Linked DNA regions of Mus musculus: region 2 is linked to region 1. The links are chromatin loops, found by intact Hi-C in ENCODE. Cell type or tissue: heart. All regions are shown on one strand. Each heading gives the region's core, and the rest is flanking DNA. Links, peaks and the distances in the headings are about the cores only. Region 1 overlaps Kcnd3 (potassium voltage-gated channel, Shal-related family, member 3). Region 2 overlaps Kcnd3 (potassium voltage-gated channel, Shal-related family, member 3).

What was found. Peaks named below come from ENCODE experiments on the same cell type or tissue, not always from the same donor. Only the 100,000 strongest peaks of a DNase experiment are listed, where the experiment ranks them.
Region 2: it touches region 1 in a loop (8-fold over the local background); 2 of 42 quality-filtered maps call a loop at or near these places.

Annotation. Positions count from the first base shown.
Region 1 is chr3:105,618,835-105,621,743 of GRCm38, forward strand. All of the region lies in intron 2 of Kcnd3 (potassium voltage-gated channel, Shal-related family, member 3), which reads left to right. Among named protein-coding and RNA genes, the nearest start is that of Ddx20, 67 kb to the right of the region's middle. In heart, for the core only: no CTCF peak of the experiment used is centred there; no DNase peak of the experiment used is centred there; H3K27ac peaks cover 253 bases.
Region 2 is chr3:105,551,449-105,554,357 of GRCm38, forward strand. The region is part of intron 2 of Kcnd3 (potassium voltage-gated channel, Shal-related family, member 3); the gene reads left to right. Among named protein-coding and RNA genes, the nearest start is that of Kcnd3os, 100 kb to the left of the region's middle. In heart, for the core only: no CTCF peak of the experiment used is centred there; no DNase peak of the experiment used is centred there.

The DNA.
Region 1 (2,909 bases), core at 324-2,823:
TTTAACTAAAGCATCCTAAACATTAGCTGTTGTCAGTATGTCTATTATTACTATTCTAGAAAGTTCACGTCTCTCTTAAGTAAGGATTTTGTTCTGAGGTGCCACGTCTTGTGAAAACTCTGAGTGAACTCTTCAGCCTTGGAAACTTTTCAGACACTATGAATTCATCTGCATAATAAACCACCCAAAGTGACCTTCCGACTCTAGCATTAGCAGCAGAAAGGAGGGAACTCCCTAAACCAAACCTAAAGGCCTGGCGTCAGTGTCTCTGTGTGTCTATGTCAAGTAGCAGGAGTGTGTGCATGCACAGGAAAACACGGGCATGGGAGCAGACACAGACCTGGACCTGGAAGCCCAGATGGGGTTATGACAGTTCCTTGGTAACGGTCTCAAAGGAAGCATAGCTTACAAGGAATGAGAGGCTCTAAACGGGAGGTTCTAGTGATTGAAAAACCACATCGAATTTCAACAAAGTAAAAGGGCCATCTACACAAATCAAAACGGCTACCTGGGAAGTTTCTGAGTAACCTTATGTTTTCAAAGTGAACTGGGAAAATATATTTACATCAAATCCTGGGAAATGATTAATATCTTTAATATGTAAAGAATGCATACAAACCAACAATAAAACCTCTAAGGCATAATATAAGAGCTAGACGCGGAAGAGAGATCACTCACTCGAGAAGAAATAGCCATGGCTTCCCAGAAGATGGACTATGTTCAGGCTTCCCAGTCAAAATGAAAATTCAAACAACTAAATAGTGATGGTTTCTTCTTATAAATTAGCAGTAGTTTCAAATTTGATTTGTTTAATGAGTACCTGACGCTGTTAAGAGTGAAGCATTCAGAGACTGCAGATGGGCAGTCGCTTCTTGGATTTCTCCTGAGGACCTGCTGGTAGTTCAGGAATACTGCTATTAGTAATGTTGTTTGTACAAGAAAATTAGAAAGAACCCAAAGGCAACCATGTCACAGAACCCAAAGGCAACCATGATGCTACCATGTAATGCTGGAGGGAATGGCACTGACAACGGTCTCCTAGGTGGTGGAACAATGTTGGTTTGTGTAGTTCTTTCTGTATTTCTTCTTGGCGATCTTTTTTTTTTTTTTCAGTGAGTATGCATTACTGTTATAGGGAAATAAAATACTTAAAAACACTGGAGGGGCTGGAGAGGCGTCTCAGCGGTTAAGAGCACGGTCCAGAGTTCAATTCCTAGCAACCACATGGTGGCTCACAACCATCTGTAATGGGATCCGACGCCCTCTTCTGGTGTGTCTGAAGACAGCTGCAGTGTACTCGTATACATACATAAATAAATAAATCTTTTAAAATCCAGAGGACTCACAAATGGCAGACAAGGGGAGCGCTGTGGTCTGATGTCAAGCAGGACTGTGCCATCATTCACATGAGGAATCTACCACGGCTTCTCCCCAGAAGTGGGAACAAGACAGGGATGGGTGCTTCCCAGGAAATCTGTGTGGAGATTCATGGAAGTCTAAGCACCCTGGGCCACCGCCGTCGGCCATTGTGCTGGAAGGTGAGAAAACTCTTGAAGCCCAGACTCGGGTACCAAGAGCCCTGCTGTTGAAAACAGCAGTAACCACCTGAATGGCCCTGCTGCTGGCCCTGTTGCTGGCCCTGTTGCTGGCTGAACTGTGGACCCTGGGACTCCAGCTGACTTACATGATGTTGGAAGCAATCGACTTGTGATGATGATTTGAATAAGCATGGAATTGGTTTTTGACGTTTTTTTTCCTCTCCTTGTCTGCCTTCCAGTCTTTCTGATGAGCCCAAAGACAAAGTCTTAATCTGACGCCCTGTGTCTAACTCCTCTCTAACCTTCTGTTCTGTCCCTTCCTAACGAGGGAGAGGAATAGACAAAGGGTGCTTAGCACTGAGCAGGGCCCGGGCCTCAGACACTTGGAACTCAAAGATCAGGGAGGCAAGTGGCTGGTGCGCTGTGAGCCACACACCTGGCCTAGTCCAGACCATGCCTGTTTGTCCTGCTCCAGCCAAGGCTGTGCTCCAGCTCTAGCCTCCTAAGCTCTCCCTCCCCCCCAGGTCAGCACTTGTGCACCTCCCTCCAGGCCAGTGCTCAGCTCTGTCTCAGTTCCTTCCAGTCATCGTTATTTCTTGTTGGGTTTGTTGTTTATGGTTGTTTGGGCTTTTTCCCTGGCCTTCGAGAGGGCATGAGAGCATGCTATCAGCATAACTAAAAATGTTTTTCGTTTGCCTCTGCACTTTTCCCAAGTCTCAGCTTTTCCTAAAAAGCCAGCATCTTCGGCATCCTTCCCTGGGGGCTTCCAAAGCAAGCAGGTTTTTTTTTTCTCCCTTAGTTTTTTTTTTTTTTTTTTTTTCCGATGTGAAGTTGTCAGAGCCCCCAGTGTAGCCACGTTAGTGCCTTCAGATGCCTCTGACTGAGGTCATTTGTGCTTGTGTCCTCAGAATTTCCCCTAATAGTCTGCGGTCTGAGCTCATCCCTCATCTCAGCCGGGGCTGCTGACTAGCTGGGGACAAGCCACTCAACCATGCTGAGTAACTGCAGGCCTGCCCTACTTAGCTCGAAGGCTTACAGTGAGGACCACATGAGCAGTAGTCAAAAAAAATCACTTTACCCCACAATGAAACGTGTTATTCAGCTCTCTTTGGTTTTTGGTTTGTTGTTGTTGTTGTTTCTTTTTCTTTTTACTTTTCCCGTCCAAGGAGAACGCTCTTCAGATTGGGATGGCCAGAGCTGGCATCACCAGAGAGAGAGCAACTCAAAATAGAAGCAAAGATAGACACTAAAACGTGCCTTTTAAAGAGCTCAGCTCCTAGGTGCTTTGGAGCCGGAGCCAGTGTGCAAGGCTGTGATGTAATCATTGGGCTGTATTTTGTTTGGGGCCTGAGTAGTCTCAATGGAAAGAAA
Region 2 (2,909 bases), core at 111-2,610, 68 kb before region 1:
TTTAGCAGCCATCTGCCCATTCATGGTGACATGTGTACTTTGTAGCCTGGTCCAGAGAAGAGCAGCAGCTTGCTGAACACGGCCCATAAACCCCAGCCCAGCAGCCATGCTAGCTCAGACAGATACATCACATCCACCAAGATAAACAGTCCTGATCTGAAGAGGTCCTAGTGAAGAGCTGACCTCCCTCTCTGCCCTGCAGGCACAGCCAGAGAAAAGTTGTACGTCAGCAAAGCTGCTGTCAGTGAGTGACAGGACACTGGGCTGCAATGCCCACCTTGGGAGAACCGGGGAGCTTCTGTCGTCTGGGGCCCCACCTCAGCCAAGCCAGGATCTGCCTGCATTTTGTTCTCTTCCCTCTCCTGGTGCTCACTGTCTCGTTGCCTTTCTCCTTTGCAGTGCCCCCTTCTTGCCACACTCTTAGGAAGAGCTTCCTGCTTCCTCGTCTTTGGTTTCTCTGCATCTGTGTCTCCACTAAGTTTCTCTTCACACTCACTGTGTGTCCATTTGCCTGCCCCCCCCCCACACACACACATACCCCATCTCTCATCTCTGCCTTTCACCCCCTATCCAATTCTCTTTTTACAATCCCTCTCTTTCCATTTCCCTTCCTATTTCGCTCCTTCCTCTCCTGTTTTTACCCTACCAGCCCTGCTCTGGTTTCTTGGCCTCTGACCTGTGAGAACAATGCTCCAGGTCCTTTGCCACGTGTCTGGAGAGGCCTGTACTTCTTCCCTCCAGTCCCACAGGTAGCTCTCTGTCCATGACCCTGGTCTCTGAGCAGGGGGCAGCCCTCTGTCCATCCCTGCCCTCCTAGCTCCTTGTTCTTTCTGTAGTGAGTTCAGGAAATACTCTTATGCACTCAATCAAAATGACCTTGACCTGGACTCACTCTGTTGACTTTTCTGGTGGCCTGTGGTCTCTTCAATGGGGTGGAGCTTTCCCTCTTCTGTCAAAGCTGACCTGTACTTGGGTCCACAATGCAACTTCCCAAGTCCCTGCATAAATCATTTTCCAAGAGCCTATCTAGAGGGCGCCTTCTGCATCCTGGCTGAGCCTGAGCTTCCCCAGACACTCCAGAGCAGTTCCTTCTTGCATGTAAGCCCTGGCTGACATCTTTCCTTTTACAGCAAGAGTATCAGGCCACTCTGTAAGGTTTGGCTTTATCTGCTCCTGTTCAGTCAGTATTGCATCTGGCTTGTGTGTTGCCTCTTCCTTCTGCAAAGCCTTGAATTTCTACAGTCCCTCAATGGAGGAATAAAGGTGTCTTAGTTGCTCTTAACTGTTGGAGTTTGATCAGCTTAGGAATATCATTGCTTGTGGGCAGCTGAGCGGGGCTGTCAAGACCCCTAGATAAGGCCAAGAATCGTCACTTCTTTCCCCTCCTCTTCCTGATTCATCGTTCTCTATATGACCACCAATTTTGTTGGCCTTCCCCCTTCCACCTCTGAAGACATGTCTCCCATCCTTTCATGCTCCCACCCTGCCGACGTGATATTTCCTTACAAGGATATTGGTGAGTTAAATGGGAATGTATTGATGAAGGGTCCTTGGAAACTGGAGAGAATAGTGTGTAGCAGTTGCTATATGGGATAGCAGGAGATACGCTCACACACAGACACATGCATGAACGCACACATTTTGTACCTTTTCCATCTTAACTAAGCACTGAGGCTGTTACTTCTGCAGCTTGAGGTGCGATTGTAAGACTGGCTCACTTAGGTTCTCCACAACTTCACAGATGGAAAATTTGTTCTCACCATTGATCTTAACAATCTCAGTGTACAATTCTTTTCTTTCCTTATTAAAGAAAGAACTTTTAACTTGAAGAAAGCACTTTGCAGCTACTCTTCGACATATTTGAACTGTTGGCCTTATTAATTTTACACTTGTATATTGTGAGTTCCTGAAGCCCAACCATGGCGGCATCAGTTCTCTGTAGTAACTGAAAAGCCACTGACTGAGTAACGGGAAGGTAGCAAGCACACTGTACGGATACACTTCACAAGGGCATGACTGGTATCCTGGGAAGAATTAGAATGATGGGCTGGCTAGTTTTATGTCAGTCTGACTCAACTAGAGTCATCTGAAAGGAAGAAACCTCAATGGAGGCTCCATAAGATCCTGTTGTAAGGCATCTTTTAAATTAATGATTGCTGTGGGAAGACTCAGCTCATTGCAGGTGGTGCCATCCTTGGACTGGTGGACCTGGGTTCTATAAGAAAGCAGGCTAGGAGGCCAGTAAGCAGCACCTCTCTATGGCCTCTCGGTCAGCCCCTGCCTCCAGGTTCCTGCATTGTTCCTGTCCTGACTTCTTTCAATGATGAACAGTGATGTGGATGGCTAAGTCAAATCTACCCTTTCTTCCCCCAGGTTGCTTTTGATCATGGCATTATATCACAGCAGTAGAAGCCCCAACTAAAGACAAGTGGGTTGGTGGGAGGCTTCATCATCTATTCAGAATGATGTGCAGTTTTAAATTGGTGGATTATTTATTTCTAGAATAGTCCATGTATATTTTTAAGTCAAGATTGACTATAGCTAACTAAAGTCACAGAACACAAGACAAGGGGTACAAAGAGATAACACGGTGGCTTAAATGTGCTGTCATAAGCCAACCGTCTAGGATTGGGTAGTGTCTCAAATTGGCTTACTCTTCACTGATGTGCTACTGATCTGAGCTCAAAACACGTAACTATGAGCTTGCTTTCACTTCTGGCTCTCTCACACACGCCTGGAGCTTAGCTTTCTAGAAGGCTCTGCATTAAGTGTAAAACAGGGCTCTTCTGCTCTCCACAGGGATTTCCTCACTGCAGTGTGGCCAGACGTGGTTGACATCTCAGCTGAATGGTGCTTATCCCGGACACCGCAGCACCTTTACACAATAGGCTTAGTGGTGCATAATAGGT